Regions from separate parts of the Mus musculus genome. Here region 1 is linked to region 2. The links are chromatin loops, found by intact Hi-C in ENCODE. Cell type or tissue: left cerebral cortex. All regions are shown on one strand. Links, peaks and the distances in the headings refer to the core of each region. The heading gives the core; the rest is flanking DNA.

The links. Peaks named below come from ENCODE experiments on the same cell type or tissue, not always from the same donor. Only the 100,000 strongest peaks of a DNase experiment are listed, where the experiment ranks them.
Region 1: a loop joins it to region 2, with 5 times the contacts of the local background. A loop is called at or near these places in 4 of 42 quality-filtered maps.

Annotation. Positions count from the first base shown.
Region 1 is chr15:73,995,372-74,003,699 of GRCm38, reverse strand. It overlaps Gm32405 (a long non-coding RNA gene), which reads left to right and starts at 3,690. Exons shown (of 3, transcript XR_384173.3): 1 at 3,690-3,940; 2 at 6,132-8,328. In left cerebral cortex, for the core only: CTCF peaks have their summits at 6,132 and 6,331; DNase peaks (open chromatin) are centred at 3,229, 3,804, 5,047 and 6,295; H3K27ac peaks cover 672 bases.
Region 2 is chr15:74,152,905-74,161,232 of GRCm38, reverse strand. No RefSeq gene overlaps it. Among named protein-coding and RNA genes, the nearest start is that of Gm32918, 47 kb to the left of the region's middle. RefSeq lists an enhancer at 2,779-5,766. In left cerebral cortex, for the core only: CTCF peaks have their summits at 4,338 (motif pointing right) and 7,372 (motif pointing right); DNase peaks (open chromatin) are centred at 3,634, 4,404, 4,510 and 6,284; H3K27ac peaks cover 296 bases.

The sequences.
Region 1 (8,328 bases), core at 288-8,287, 160 kb after region 2:
CTGTTGTATTCCTACAAAAAAAATCTCATTCTATGGTGGCTTGCTTCTGTAAACTGGTGACCAAAAATCAAGTTGTGATTGACGTTAGGCTAGAAGCCAGTTATTTGCCTTCCCTACCCCAAGGGATAGGCTTCATATAAAGACATGAATTCTGGGGCTGGAGAATGACTCAGTGGTTAAAAGCATCAACTCTTCTTCTTCCAGAGGTCCTGAGTTCAATTCCCAGCAACCACACAGTGGCTCACAACCATTTGTAATGGGATCTAATGTCCTCTTCTGGTGTGTCTGAAGACAGCTACAGTGTACTCACATACATAAAATAAATAAGTCTTTAAAAAAAAAACAAAGATGTGAATACCATGTACCTACATAATGATGACCTCATCATTGGTTTGCTGTTGGCAGTTGGCCACCACACAAGTATCCTTACTTCATGAATAAAAACATGAGACTCAGGGGCAAGTGTCCTTCCTACCTCCATTCCCATCCTCATGCAGCCATTCCTTGCAGATGTGGGATAGGAAGCCCACTTCTGCATTGTTGCTTTCTATAGACTCCCAGCAGGTCAAATGGAAGTCTGAGCTGTCACTCTGAGAGCCCAGATCCCAGCTTAAAATACGAGGTGACATTCCTTAGTACACAGGGAGTTGAGCGAGATGAAAATGATCTCATAAATATGCAAATCATCCCGTTTTGCTTCCCCGGGGAGACTGTCCAACACCACCTCCCCTACCTGGCCTCTCCACCATCCCTCCACACAGGCCTCAGCAAGATCCACGGTGGGCTTGTTAATGAGGTTAGAACTGAATGGGGACCATGACGCAATGGTGTGGGGGAGCGTGCTACATCCCTCCTCCTGGGTCAAGGTAACAGGGATTGCTCATAGCAGCATGGTCCTTGGGGATTTATTCCAGCTCTGAGACCCCTGCCTGGGCAGGGAGGGGCCCAAGAGGGCTGGGAGGCTCTTAGGTGGACAGATGGGAAGCGGAGTCCCAAGGCACTGCCCTGATTGAGTTAAAGACAGATCATAGGCCCCCAAACAAATAAACAAACTAACAAACAAACAAAAACCCGAGGTGGAAAAGATTTGGCCATGTTCAAGGCCAGTTCTCCTGCTCTTGCACTGAGCCACCTGAAGTCCCTCAGCTGAGCCATGGTCTCCAGGAGGCCAGGCTGCAGCCACACACAGCCAGGTGCTGTGCCTCTAACCCAGCCTTGTGTCTTCCCCTGCCCCAACATGGGTGAGAATGAAAACAGACGCTGTGGCTGCTGTACACAGTGCTTGGAAGAAGTCAAGACTACCTGGACAGCAAAGGTGGGGTTCTCCAGACTCTAACCACACCCTCAGTGGCCTTGACTCTGTCAAGGCTGTCTCTACCTAGAAGCCTGCTGCAGAGTTCCTTTCCGTCACTGTGGCTTGTGTGTCTACCCTCACAGAACTCTGGACTTCTCACCTCCTGTCTTACCATGTTCTTTTTGGTGGAAGGCCTGCTTCTTGTCTCCAGCACACCAGCAGTCCTTCTGGCCAGCGCTGGCCCTCCTCTCTGTCTGGCCCATCCTGTCTCTAGACATTTAGTCTTTCTGCAGCCATTCTGCATAGAACTGGCCAACGGCCCACCCGCCTGTCCCAGCAGTAAGTTGAGTGGAGCAGAAGAGGAGGTGCCGGGGTGCTCTGAGTGCCAGGCCTCATCCCCTGGATTTCCATCAGCAGCTGAGTTTCAAGCTCTGCACAAATGGTTCATGGAACACTTGACACACCAGAGGCTGGAAGAATGAAGAGTTCACCATCGACTTGGATCTGAGATAGGCAGGTGAGCTTTTCCTCGGGTAGAAAGGGAATCCAGGACCCCAGAATTTATCCTAGGGGAAGCTCTGCAAGATGCTAAGGAGCAGCTTCCTCCCCGTAGTCCCCAGATCCCACTGTAGATATGATCAACAGAGGGTGGGTGGTACCAGACCATCCAGACTGGAGTCAGACATTTCAAATGTGCCTTTAGTTCTTGCTCTTAGCTTTCAATAGACACTGTCTCTTGGGCAACTACTATACATATACTATACATGAGCTGCTGGAGACTGAAAGGGAAGAGAATGGCCCCAGCCACCTCGCCAACCAAGCCCACACCACACTCAGTGTTCCACAGACCCTCCTCACAGAACCACCCTAGTGCTTGCCTAGGCCTAAGCCTGGATTCAAACATATAGCAGTTCCCAGTTGCCATGAGGAAGCTGTTCAGCCCATAAGGCCACTTTGCCTACCAGCAGGTGCAGCGCCTATAGGCTGCCAAGAGCGCTGTAGGGTGTATCACAAAGCCTGAGCTTTTGGTTTTGGGTTCCAGGGCTGACATCAGGGGCTCCACATAGGGTCTGTGCTTGGGATCTGACAGATGGAAAAAGGAAATGTACCCTGCACAGTCGCTGTGGGGCCTAAATGAGATAATAGATCAAAGAAGTTACTGCTGTGTGACCACAGACACTGAACTATCTGGCGAAAACAAAATCTTTTCTGCCTCTGTTCCCAGGTTAGGAAAGATGAGGGGTTATGCTCTTGCTTTGCCCAGGGACTGAGAGGGCCAGTAACTACAGACCAAAGCCCACAGAAAAGAGCCAGCATCCTTGCCCTCCCCACCTCAGACCTAGCAACGCTCCTTGCCAATCATTGGCTGTCCCTAGGTCATGTGAACCTCTCTCAACCAATCCCCATGAATGTTGAAATGCGATACAGTGATTGGCTGAATCCTGGGTCACATGTCCTCCATGGCTTAATGTCTTCTACTCTCCAGAGCTAGGAGGAGGAGGGGAGCCAGTGGGCATCAAACACCAAATAGCTCTCCCACTGACCAGGCCCTGAAGGAATAGAGCCACCTCTACAGAGTCCCACTTCCTGCCCATACTATGGGTAAAGGGGATGTGGTGGGAAGAAAGAGCATCCAGGAGTTTCCAGCTCTGGCCTGGAGCATCTTGCTCAGGAAGAGAGGGATGCAGGAAAGAAACAGTGCCAGTCTAAGGTCAAGCTGAAAGTGAGGCTCAGGAAATGAAATTGGACTCCCTCCATGGACCCAGTGAGAGCCACCCATCTTCTAGAAGGGCCAGGAGCAGGCAGGGCTGCAGGGAAGAACATGCTGCCCACGGGGGCACCGCCCACTGCCTGCCACAGCCCTCAGGCCTCTGAAGGCTGAAATCCGCTCTAGCTCGACCCCTGCCAATAAAGGTTTGGGAAGCTGGTGGTGCAGGTGGGAGGCAAATGTGTGAGTCATTCCCCAAGGAAACAGAGGAAATGCAGAGCCTGGAGCTGGAGGAGGAGGAAGGAAGGAAGGGGAGGAGGGAGGAAGGAAAGGGGAGGAGGGAGGAAGGAAAGGGGAGGAGGGAGGAAGGAAAGGGGAGGAGGACAGAGGGGGAGTACTGATGGACAACAAAGAGATTAAGTCTCACCTGTGATGTTTGTGAGGCCAGAAGGTGGGAGGGTCTGCCCCAAGGTCACATGTATTGTCCCTCATCCCTGGGGGGTGGGGGTGGGGGAGCAGGGGTGGATAAGCAAAGAACTGTGCAGGCCTTTGTCCCCAGATAGGTAAAGGATGAAGAGGCAAGTGAGAGGCAGGGACCAAGCAGAGAATTGGAGAAAACGTGTCAGGATAGTCACCGGAAGAGTGAGGTTTGCTGACAGCAGGAGATGAAGCCAGAGCATTCTCCATACATGTGTCTTGTCTGCTCTGCTGTGAATCCGGTGACGAGCCGACATCTGTGTCCTCTCTTCACAGCTTGGGAGACTCGAGACCAAGGATAGCGTGCTGGTGCTTTGTACAGACGCCACACATGAATGTGAGTTCTCGAGTCTCTTTGAGTACCTCAGCTCCTGGGCCTGACTGCCACACCACGAGTCACCGTGAAAGACAGTGGTTTGAGGAGACTCCTCAGATACTGTGTGAGCCCGGGCACTGCACTGGTGAGGAGAGCTTTGGGTACAGTGATAAGCAGGGCAGGGAAGTGAGGGCAGGCAAACCTGGGACTTCCAAAGGGATTTTGAATGCTAAGAGGGAGTCCTGGGGTTCACTTTATCACCCTGAAAGCTGCATTCTACTGAATGTCACTCAAAGCAGGGCTTGGGCTCACAAAGAACAAGAATTGCACCTGAACATGCCAAGGTCTTCTGTGTGAAAGGGCGCAGAACTGTTGGCCTGAGATAATCTGTGTCCTGTTATCACCCAACCTTGCCCCTGATGGACCCGTTGGAAGTGGTTCTGCCCATTGTGTAAAGACTTGAGGGGAGTGAGATTGCATGGCTATCCATCCCTCCAGGAGATCAGAGCACCTCAGAATCTGTTCCCCCATGCACCCCGTTTCCTCTGCCACCACCTCAGCCTTGTCTTGACTTACTGTTCCCAGCCCTGCTCCTCCCAGGGATCCTAAGGAAGCTACAAAAAAAAAAAAAAAAAAAAAAAAAAACAGAACCTCTCATAGATGCTGAGCACCCCCAGCTTCCTGCCCTGTTTACTCCCACCCCCTCCTACTTGGGGCATCACACACAAATGCACCTTGAGGAGGCATGCCCTCAGTACACTGCTTAGAGCAGGGACCCACCCTAGATCCAGGATTATTGTCCTTGTTGGCCAACCTGATCCAGGAAACGTAGGTACTGAATCCTGCCAGCATCCTGGAGCCTTTCAGTGTGGCCCTTCCCCTGGTTCTGACAGAAGGCACGGCTTCACTGCAATCTTCCTACTCAGAGCCCACAATCTCCATTTGAGGGTTCCTCCCTCTTGGCTGAAGACCCTGCCCAAACACCAACTCACTCCATCAGCCAGCAATAGCTAATGAGACCATCCACATCGAGACACACAGAGGAAATGAACACAATGGGGCAGGCAGGTGGACCAGGTACATCAGACCACGGGTTTCTCAACAATGCAAGGGAGTGTCCACCTTGATCCTTGTTCTAAACAATGAGCCTTGTACAGCCAGAAATCGAATCAGAGGGAAAATGGGCAGGAAGTCCAAAGGGGAGGACAGCTATTGTTCCCAGAAGGAACAATGGTGGTAGCGGAGGTTCGGGGAGGCGGGGCTGGCAGCTGCTGATAGGTTGAGACTGCTTTGTATACACAAAGCCATGATGGCTGAGCCAGGAAGAAGGTGGCAGGGTAGAGCCTTGAGGACTGGATGTAGATGAAGCTAGAAAGAAAAGAGCTGAACAGAGGCCAGATTACCGAAAGCTCTGCTATGAGTAGGGGAGGCAGCAACTCCAGAAGAGCCGTGCCTTAAAATCTAGGCCAAGAGAAGCAAACTCCAAGACTCAGACCCTGAAGCTCATCTTGCTTGGAGTGATCACATGTTTCTACTATATATTGTGTTGGGTAGCCCAGCAGACCTGAGTTCTAGCATTACACCCAGCCAGGCACTTACTTGCAACCCTGCAGGCAGGAGGAGATTCGTCCTCAACCAATCTCTTCAATGTACCCAGAGACCAGTGCCCCACAACCTGCTTTCCCCCCCCCATTTCTTACACCCAGACCCAGCACAGACCTCTATAGACCATGAATCAGGCAGTTGGATGCCAAGGACATGGGCACATCTTGGAACAGGACCAGAGCTACCAGCAGTCCAGTGTCCACTGAGAATCTTCACCCCTGTACTGCCCCTGGGGTGCAGCTTACTCTTACAGAAGCCAAGTAGGAAATCATACTGTCTCTGACTTCAAAAACACTTTGAAAACTGAAAATTACTGCCAAGCTATTAATACAGTTTATCTGTAGGCGCCCCGTGTTGTAGATAAAGCGCTTTGACCTTCCCGGTACCCGGAAAAGATACCGTGGTAAGCCGTTTCCCTGCCAAAACCACAGTTCCCCAGCACTTAATCGTATTCCCAAGGTCAAATATGAGGGGAGGCAAGGCTGGCCTAGGCCACTCTGGACCTGCTGGGGCTCCTGGGGCCCCATCCACCCACTGACACCTGCAGGTCCTCCTAGGAATGATCCTACCCAGCGCCCCTGGCTGAGCCCGCACCTTCCTGGCTTCTTTTTCACAGCCTGGGTAATTGGCATAAGAAGCACAAATACTTTGTTCAAATGCTGGGAAGTGGAAAATTTTCTAATCTGTCAGGCAAAAATCTCCCTTTCTCCTTCTGCTTTTTCTCCCGACAGGAAAAGACTGCATTTGGAGCCCTTCAGATGCAGATGTGTGAAGACTTTGGAAGCGACAACTGGGGGACTATGCGGCTTCTATTGATTGGAAAAACACACAGCCCGGGCCCTTTGCATATCACAAGTAGCATTTTTTTTTTCTGGGTTTGAGCAGGTTTGGAAAGTCAGCCGCGGGGCCTCAGCGCCCCCTGTGAGCCGGAGACAGTATTGCAAAGGAGCAGGGACAGGCAGAGGCTGAGGTGGCTGGCTGGAAGAGGCAGCACCCTGAAGGATAGGTGAAAGGCAGGTGCACTCACTTGGTTTTCATCCATTGGAACGCTTGGGAGAATCAACTCACCTTCTCTGTTGTCAGCAGCTTATGGCCACTCAAACCCTTCTGACCAGGACACATGCCCAACCTCCCAGAACCAATTAGGAAAAACTGTAAACTTGGGGTACAGTCTTGAGCCTCACGAACAAGCTGTGTGATTTGAAGGCCGGGAGACTTCTCGATACACCACCACACCACTCCCACTCCACCTCATGGTAGGTACTAGAACATAAGGGCCAATCCGAGGATGGCCTCACAGACCATCCGAATGCCTTTGCCTGTACCAGCCTCCTTGCATGTGATGGATGGACAGAGCCCCTCCCTGTTGCCTCTGAGTCCCATCAGTGACAGAAAAGGTCACACAACACCAAAGACAAAAGGATGCCCCTTGTGTGAACAGGTATGGCCCCTGCCATCTCCTGGGACCAGGATCCTTTGATGTGAGCTCCTATGTTTGTGGCTCTGCCTGCTTGCATCTGTGGACAAGCAGGAACAGAATCCAGATGTGCCAATCTCCAGGCTGAAAAAAGGGGGGCTCTCTGCAATGGTTCATCCCTGGGGAGATGCAGGAGAGTTCAGGAGCAAAGCAGGTGTCAAAGAGGGTCTGGTCCTTGCTGTCTGAACGTAGGCCCCATCCAGCCCCATCAACTCCTGAACTACTCACTCTCTCCCACCCCATATGTAGAGCTACCAAAGGCCAAGGACACAGAGTTAGGATCTAGACTTGAAGTGATTCCTCTTGACATATCATGTGGACCTGGGCCTACCAGCTGTTCCTTTGGAGAACTAGGTCTCTGGCACTATACCGTGAGACTAACATCAAGGGTGCGTGTGCTGGTAATCGGAGTAGGCATCATGTATCAGCTCTGAAAGATCGGGTATCTGTGTACCTCTCTCTATGCCCTGAGGCATCTCTGGCTCTCTCATGGGGAACTAGGCTGAGAGAGACCACAGCATGCAGGGGTGACACGAGATAGCTAGAGTGCCATTCTCTATGGCTCCATAGCCAGGTATAGCACATTGCCACAGCAGTCTGCCTCCCTTTCTTCCAAGGGGTATTCACAATATTCCCAATTCTTTATCTCCTTCTAAATGGCTTCCCACAGACCAGACAACCAAGGGCATCTCTAGGCTTCTGCTCGTTGACAGAGAACAAGCCTGGGGTGGCAGACATGATGATCAGAGCAGAGCCCCAAATGGATGAGGGGTAACCTGTGGATAACATCTGTGAACAAGGTCAAGGACACCACAATATCAGGATGTGGGAGAGGCACGGAACCCTACCAGACAACGCTTAAAACTAACCTTGCCTCTCCACCCTGAGTCCGGTGGGTGAACCTGACCCAGGATTGGATTGGAGGGTGTGTCACTCAAAAGGCCCTGGAGGAGACAGGAAACCTCAGGGGAGCAGAAACTCCCATCTGGGGGTGGGGAGGAGGAGGCTGGAAGGGCAAGGGGGCTGTAAAGACTCCCAAGTGGAAGGTAGAAGGGGTGAGAGCTTATGTTCTAAGCAGATGTGGTTGTTCCCTGGGCTGTGGCTCTGTGGGAGAGAAGGCATGAGAAATAAATCCAGTGAGACAGCATGAGCATATGGACACACAGCTGGCCAGGCACATCTGGGATGGAGAACTGTGCTGCTCTAGGGGTCTCTAAGGGTCAGTGGGGACCTCCAGGGCAGCTTGGGGGGGTCAGCTTTCAGCTTCATCGGGGGAAGAGATGTTTGTGAGACACTTCCCAGCACTCAGGTCCCGGAAGAGGGACTCACATGGGTCCCAGGACCCCAGCGTCCCAGAAGATACCATCAACATTAGTGGGATAGGAAGGGATGCCCTGGAGAGTCCCACACCTGGAATCAAGTCCATTTTTGCCATTGATACATAGATTATT
Region 2 (8,328 bases), core at 156-8,155:
CTAGGCTAAGACAGGTGCTCAGAGAGGAGCTTGGGGTCACTGGGTGGCTCTAAACCTCCACAGCCTCAGCTTCATAATGAGGTGGGTCATTGTCCCTTTTTTTTTTTTTTTAGAAAGGTGTACCTTCTGCAAGTGTGCAGCTCCTGCCAGCCCAGTGCCTCTGACACAGAGGATTGATATTAGGGCTACCACATCTTATCTTCCTGCTTTATTTAAGCAAACCAGAGAGGCTCACCATGGGCTGAGAGGAAAATGGGATGCCTGAGGAACCAGGTAGATCCACCAGACTCTCTCAGCCTCTGTCTTGTCCTCCCTATCACGGTAGAAGTCAGCCACACTGTCCATGTATCAGCCCCATAGCACCCTCCTGGGTGGTACTCACACCAAGGCCGTGAGGTAAGGTGAGCTTCCTATGGAGCTGAAGACAACCAGGCCTGGAGTTCAGAGCAGTTCTGGGGAGTGGACCTCCACAGAGCCCATGTTCTCAGAGCTGTTTTCTTTGAGCTGGGAGCCCATGACTCTTCCCTGCCCACTCTGGCCTCCTTGGTACCGTCTCTAAGGCTGTCAATGCAGCTCTAATTAGGCTCACTGATGACACACACACACACAGAGTTTTTGTGACTTTCCCACCACCGACTCCTTTGTGCAGCTCACGAAAAGCCCCGAGGTGGTTTGCATCATGCTCCTGAGCCGCCTCTGGGGAGAGAATGTGACATGTGGGATGCATTGATGAGAGGCAGGTTCGGGGCCTTGAGGACTCGTAAACACACGGGGGAGAGAAGTGGGAGTGGAAGAAACCAGCCATCAGCCCATAGTTTACCTGCCATCACCCGCATCCCACTCCCACCCCATCAGCTCAGGTCAGAGCCCCTGCCTCGGGAAACTTCTAGAACCATGCACAAGTACACAGAAGTTGGCTGAGGAAGTTCTGAAACTCCAGGGAGGATGACCCTGGAGTGACCTCAGAATGAAAACATAAGGTTTCAGCAGACCAATATGCCATCGTGTGGATTTTAACTGCAGGGTTTAAAATAACCACTGGTCGGTCAGATATCTAGAGAAAGCATCTGAATGACCAAGATAGGATGTGCGAGCTTTATGTGGAGACTGGAATGTGGGCAAGGTAGTGACCTCTGGTGATAAGCTTTCTATAGCCATGAGATCAGTAGTTCTCAACTTGTAGGTCTCGGTCCCTTTGGGGGTTGAATGACTCTTTCACAGGAGTCTCCTAAGACCATTGGAAACCCAGATATTTACATTACATGACAGTAGCAAAATTTCAATAAGTCTATGGTTAGGGGTCACTACAACATGAGGAACTGTATTAAAGGGTCACAACATTAGGAAGGTTGAAGGCCACTGTACGAGAGGGTCCCTGAGCCTCCTGTGACAGCACTGATGATGGAGCTATTTGTTGGGCAAGGCATATCCAACAAGGAATCTATTCTGTGGCTGAGGTATAGCTCAGTGATTAGAACTTGTGGTTAGATACAGAGTTTGATCCCCAGCAACAAGTAAAGGGCCAATATTGAGAAAATGAGAAGCCCCAGGGTGAATATGTTACCCTATCTTTTCAACCCAGTGTGGTAAAGCCCCTGTCTCACTGGGCCACCAGGTGGGGGCATGAGGCAAATCTGTACCATGTTTCCCATCAGTATCCTGAAGACAGTAATGGCTTAGAATCCAGATGAGTCTACATTCCTGGGGTCTGTTTAGAATGTCTCCTGATTGATCTGGTAGAAGATATCCAGAGCCTTCTGTCGGACAGAAAGATCCCGTGCTTCCTCCAGAGACAGCCACAGGGATAATATTGGGTGTAGCGGTGGTGATGCCCACCCCATGCACCCTATAGGACACCAGCTTCTTTCAGGCCGTGGTGCTACACAACTGGCAAGGACTTCAGCAATATCCTACACGGCATACGAGTCCTTGTTGTCTCACAGTGGCCTGGAGAGGTTTGTCTGCTCGCTCTACAAGGCGGGAGTGGTCTTTTTCTGGCCCTGGCCTGGTGCACAGTGTGTGGATGGGATGGTGGCGGTTATTGTCTCTCAGTCCTGATGTGTTCCAATTATTGGGTAGGCAGATCTGTGTGGGCTCCCGCGTAACAACCTTTGTCAAGGGTTCAGAAAATATGGTAGATTTTTGGCTAAGATGGCTCCGGTACTCCTCCATGTGCTTTGCATATCTCCTTAGCCTTGTGATGGTTAAGGTAGCCCCCGACTACCACTGGGGAGTAAGAGTCATTTCTACATTAGTTTCAGGCTAGCCTTGACCCACTGAAGTCATCAGAAGGACACATGTCCTGAAGTGGTGTGGTTTTGCTTAGGCCTGCGGCAACTTGTCCCCAGTGATAAGGCAAAGGCTCAGCCAACAGCCAGTGCCAGTGCTCAGAACAGGAAGGACCCTTCTCGGAAGAGTCCAAAGAATAAATCTAGCTGGGGCTTTATCCTTGGGAATGAATAGAATTTGGTTTCTAATAATGCCAAGTGACTTTATGGAGGATAACTTGGAAGGACCCATCCCTGGCTCATAGGGTGTTTGTTGGGCCATGGCAGGTTAACAGTACATCTCTGTGGCACGCTGTTGCCATCTTGTCTGTCTTTGGCTAGCTCGCAGTTCAGATGCTCCTATTTTTAAAGGCCATCCCCAGCTCAGCACAAGGAGCCCAAGGAGGCCACAGCCACTCATCCTGGCTTGAGAAAAAAAAAAAAAAAAAAAAAGAGAAGACAACATTCCTGTGGCTCCCACTGCAGCAGCCAGATCATTCCAGTGGAGACTGTAGGTCAGGGAGAGGGTGTAGCCTAGGAGTGAGTGCTTTTAGTCCATATAGCTGACATTGCTGCTGTTCTCAGACTAAAAGGGCCTTGAGACTCCTCACTGGTCCTGCCTGTTGCTTAGGAACCAGATTCTATTCATTCCCAAGGGTAAAGCCCCAGCTAGGCATGTTCTTTGGACCCTTCTGTGAAGGGTCCTCTTCTGAACAGTAGCCTGGGGAGGGGGATGTCTGGGCAGATAGGCAAGGGTAAAGCCAAATTCCCGCACTCTTTTCCCTTCCTGCTTGGAGATGAAACTCCTGCCAGCGAGATACTGAATCAGCAAGGGAATGGAGAGAAAGAGCTGCAGCCAAGGCAATGGCTTAGACAGTAAGCTAGCAAGCCTGGTGATTCCTTTTGGCTCTGCTCAGAAGCAATCAGTATTAAAGGGCCTTTCAAGTACAGGACATCGTGTCATGGGGCCACAGCAAAGTCCATGGGCTCTGTGCTGACATCCCATATAGCAATGAGAGACCAGATTTATAGGAGTGTCCCACACTAGGTGGCCTTCCACATGCAGTGCTGGCCCCCTTGGCCTCTGAACATAGCCACACTATGAGATGGAGACAGGCTGAAGCCCCCCACTCCCAAGCTTGAACCTTTTGCCTATGGTCACTTGGAGGCAAGCCAAAAGCCCTACGATGTGCTAAGTGCCATTTGCAGGCCTAGCTCTACTTTAGGCAGTGGCAGGAGGCAGTCTTGCAGCTCTGGCTACTTTCCAGGCTTCCTGGGATCTGCTGGGAGGGCCCAGGGGAACCATTTCCTCCTGCAGAGCCCCTTGCCTTCTGTGGAGTGCACATTGAGTCCCGTTCTGCCTTCCTGCAGGGTTCCCCCAGAGCATCAAACGAGGTTAGGCAGGTGGAAGCCAATGCGACTGCAGAGCCCTGCACACACAGTGCAGCATAAATCATCATTTAGAGCAGGAAGCCGCATCCCATCTGGGGTTAGGAGGGAAGGCAGTGCAGGGGAGACACACAAAGCAAGAGAGAGGCAAAAAGGGAGGGCTGCGCCAACTCGGGCACGTGCTCACGTTTATGCAAAAACATGCAGGGGTGGGTATTTGAGCAGAGAAATTAAATACCAGTTTTAAATAAATTAATGAAGCACCTTAAAGGTTCTATAGGAGGAAGAAATTTGGGCGAGTCCCAAGCCAAGATCCATGTGCTAAAATAAGAAGAAGAAGGGAAAAAAAAACTTTAACAATATTCTGACATTCAGCTCTGTACCTTAGGGCCATAGGTGATGCTATCAGTAACATCTGAGAGAGAAAAAAATGCAGGTTTAGCCCACTGGCTCATTACAATACTGTGTTTGTTATCTTATTTTTATTTTACTGTCCTATACTTAATAAAAAAAAGTCATGCTTTACGACTCCAGACTGTCCACTTATCTGAGTCACCCTGAGACTTACACCGTATCTACAGGCATCTTGACACATGTCACCGAGGAGTGCCCAGATAGCAGGAGGAAGACCCACCATGGCCTCTGCCTAAGTGAGCCTTGGCTCTTTCCCAGGGGCAGGTGCCCTGAAGGTGGCGCTGCTGCAGGGAGCAAGTGGGGTTGGTTCCCTCTCGCTCTCTCTGCCTATTAATGATCCTTGAATTAGCTCCTGAGTGACCAATAGCTACCTCTTCCATCTCCTTGTCTGATGCACAGACCAGCAAAGAGCCTGTATGCGTTCATACTCAGCCTTCAGTCTGACCTTTAAAATATGTAAATGTTCCTATCATTGCAATGGCAGATGGAAGCCGTGATTCCCAGAAGGGAGAAGCAATCCAGCCCTCCACAGGGCCGTTTGTACGGCCTCGCATGGCAAGGGGGTGTCATGGCTGTGTCCCCCAGCTAATCCAGCTCACAGGTGTGGCTCCCTGGGATCTTAAATCTGGCACAGAAGCAAAGAGCCTAATTGTTCCCTGGGGAACCCTCCCTCTCCCCCTCCCCTCCCCACCTCCGCCCCGTACAGGGTAGAAGAAAAACACAATAAACCTTAGCAAAACATCATCAATCCATCAGCCTGCTGGTGAAGCTGCCGAAGGAGCTTGGTGTCGGGAAGTTATTAACTGTGGAATGACGAGTTCAAATTAATTGGTTCAGCTTTGACCTCTGGTCCCTGGGAAAAGTTGGGAGTGCAGACGACACAGGGCAGAAAATCCATCCAGGCAGACAGAGTAATTGATGGCTAGGAGAGGGCCAGCTGGGTGGTCTGGAAGGAGTAGCGCTTTGCTGCCTGGCTCCCGTCCTCCAAGAAGTCTGTGCTAATGCCAATATGGAGGGAGGTGGGAAGTCAGCCCAGAAGAAGGGGAGCCACTGAAGTCAGGTGGGAGCTACAGGGAAAGAAGTCAGAGCTACAGGGTGTCAGGGGACAGGTGGTGGCCACAGAGAACAGGTGGTAGCCATGTGAGGCAAGTGGGAGCCATGGTAGGTGGAAGGGAGACATAGGTGATAGGAGGAAAGCATTGTTGAAAGATACTGGTCACAAGGGCCCAAGACCTGCTGAGGAAAACATGGAGCCTGCTTTTAGGTTCCTCCTCACCCAGACACAGCTACCATTGGTGCTGCAGGGCCTACAGACTCTTGGTCTGATTCTTTCCCTTGGCATAAGTTCCATGAATATAAGGGCCCAGTCTGCCCACCATGGGTCTCAGATATGCTCTTTCTATGCCCAGCCAGGTTCCTATCCCAGTCTTTCCAGCTTCTCTCTGGTGGCCCTCAGTTCCCTGACATGCCTCTATACCCCATTGTCATCTTAGCTTCTTCCTCTGCCCTTCACCCTGCGTCTTTGGCCACTCATGAAAGCATCCATGGCTTCAATCCCCAACCATTTGCTTACAATTTCCAGGCTGCATCACATTTTGATCCAGTCCATCCTTCCATCAGCTTATTTGAAGTTGTAGCCTTCCATTCATCCCCCACGGAGAGCCTTCTGGAAGCACAGGCTGGACTCCCTTCTGATAGCTACACACCTGGCTCTGACATCGGCTAGCATTTCGTACTGGGGATGAGAAATCAGAGATTTGTGTTATTTTTTGTGCTTCTGTAGTATAATTCTTCTCCCTGACAGTGTGCTAGAGGATGACATACTCCTTCTTGGAATCTCAGAAATAGAGCAGTAACTGGCAGGCCCCTGGCACTCCTCTGATGGCACCGGGGAAGGACAGGTCCTTTGACCTTCCCGCTCCGTTCTCTTTCTGTCCGGTAATGTTACTTCAGCCGTGTTCTACATAATTGTTCCAGGCTGCCAGGCGTCCTCGGGAGCATTTCCATGCGCGGAGCTTCAATTGCTGTTCTCTGTCCACGCTAGCAAAAAAAAAAAAAAAAAAAAAAAAAAAGCTCTCCACTTAAGATTCGGGATTTTCTAATTTTCCCTTAAGATGGGAGGATGGAGCTTAAGGTTGCTGCTGACTTGGTTTTTTTGGCATAGCCTTCTCTCCCTTGTGCCCCCGTGTACATTTAACCCACGATAGCATTCTGCCGTTGCCAACAGCTTCTGCCTCTCTCCTGTCAATTTTTTTTTTTTTTTTAAATCTTGGCTCACTTTCCAAGTGTTTCTGCGCCTGCTTTAGAGAATGGGTGGTATTGTGCACAAGCTAAGGATGTTAGCTTTCCAGAAAGTTCTGGTTTACCTGTAATTCTTTCCCAGTGTTCAAGGAGACAGTGTTCATTAATCAATGTAACAACTTAAAATGCATCATAGGCCCAGAGCATGTATGACACACTCACATATCCATGGAGACCTTTGTGTCCACGGCATTTCTAGGGGACTAGAAGATGGGAGCATTTCTTGAACCTCAGGATCACAAAATTCTCTCCCTTGTGACCCGAGCATAAGTCATCGTTTTCTTTGCTGTGTCCTTTACTCTCTCTGCATATAACTTAGGAGGCTGTTGCCTGGTTTTGAGCTTCATAGATGTGGAGGCAGATGTGCACGTGTGTCCTTTGGGGGAATTTATGTTGAAGAGGTCAAAACAAATGTCATACTATAAATCCAACTTGCATTCACCATCGGGATCTAATGAATTTTGGATGGCAGTAGCATCTATGTGCAATTTCACCATGTGATTGGTCACAGGCTGTTCTTGTCAAATAAGGACACGAGGCCAGTCCACTGCCTCTTGCAGACTCTGATAGTCTTCTGATTACACCTCACAATTACAGTTCTATCTCCTGGCCAACTCTGTTCACTGGACAGCCCTGTCCACTGGCCTTGACCTATACTGACTGTACAAATGTCTCATCATGACCTACATTCTCATTTTATTAAAACATCTTTCTAGGGGCTGGAGAGATGGCCTAGTGGTTAAGAGCACCGGCTGCTCTTCTAGAGGTCCTGAGTTCAATTCCCAGCAACCACATGGTGGCTCACAACTACCTGTAATGGGATCCGATGGCCTCTTCTGGTGCTGAAGACACTGAAAACAATGACAGTGTACTCATATAAATAAAATAATTATTATTTTAAAAGCCCATCTTTCTGGAGATTTTACTTGTTTCTTTTTGTTTTATGTTTATGGGTGTTTTGCCTGCGTATATGTCTCCACATGTATGCAGTGCTCCCAGAGGCCAGAAGAGGGCATTAGGCCCCAAGATTGGCATAACAGATGTTTAGGAACACTGTGCTGGAAATTAAAGTCTGGTACTCTGGAAGAGAAGCCAGTGCTCTTAACCTCTGAGTCATCTCTGCAACCCCCAACATTTTCATTTTAATGAATGTTTTTCAAAGACCAGCCTTGGCCTTCTCTCTTATCTGTTGGTCTCCACATAAAATTTCACTAATTTATCTTCTCCTTATTATTAAATTTGCAACTTTATTATCTGTACTGGGTTTAACTTGGAAGGTTTTCCCTCTTATTTTCCAATGGTAGATGTTTTCGTCATGAACTAGGTTTGTCTTTTATCCTTGTGATGGGATCAGCGACATTCATCTTTTCCAGTCTATTGCTTTGGCTTTAGGAAGCTGAGAGCACGTCCATTTTCAGCAGATTCTCCTAGTCTCTTGTTGTCGTTGAGGTTTTATATTTGACTCCTGGTTTGTCCCCCAGAGGGTCATGAACCTGGTTTGTTGGAGTCTTGGAACGCTGTTATTGCCTTGATGGTTTCCACAGTGCACAGTGAGTGTGAATTTAGGCTCCAGGTCCACTTCAGGACTGGCTCCTTCTTGAGTTTTCTCTGCTGGTGCCTGGGTCTGAGCCAAGGCAGGGTGTAGGTTGGCACCTGGTTCACAGGACATGAAGCACATGGCCCTGTGCAGGCATGGCTAGCTGGTGGAAGGCCACACAGATCCCACCCACTGGTAAATCTGGACAACTTCTGTTCCGAGAGACATGGAGTTCAGGGTCATCCAGCTGGAAAGTCATCAAGTCCTGCTACCTGTCCATGGTGCTGAAGTTTCTTCCAGCTGTCAGGATGATGGATGCTATTGAAAAGATATTTGTGTGTGAGAGCCAGCGCCCACCTAGGTGAGACCTTACCTAACAATAGGGCTGTGGTTTTTGGATATAGGAGCTACTGATTCTCT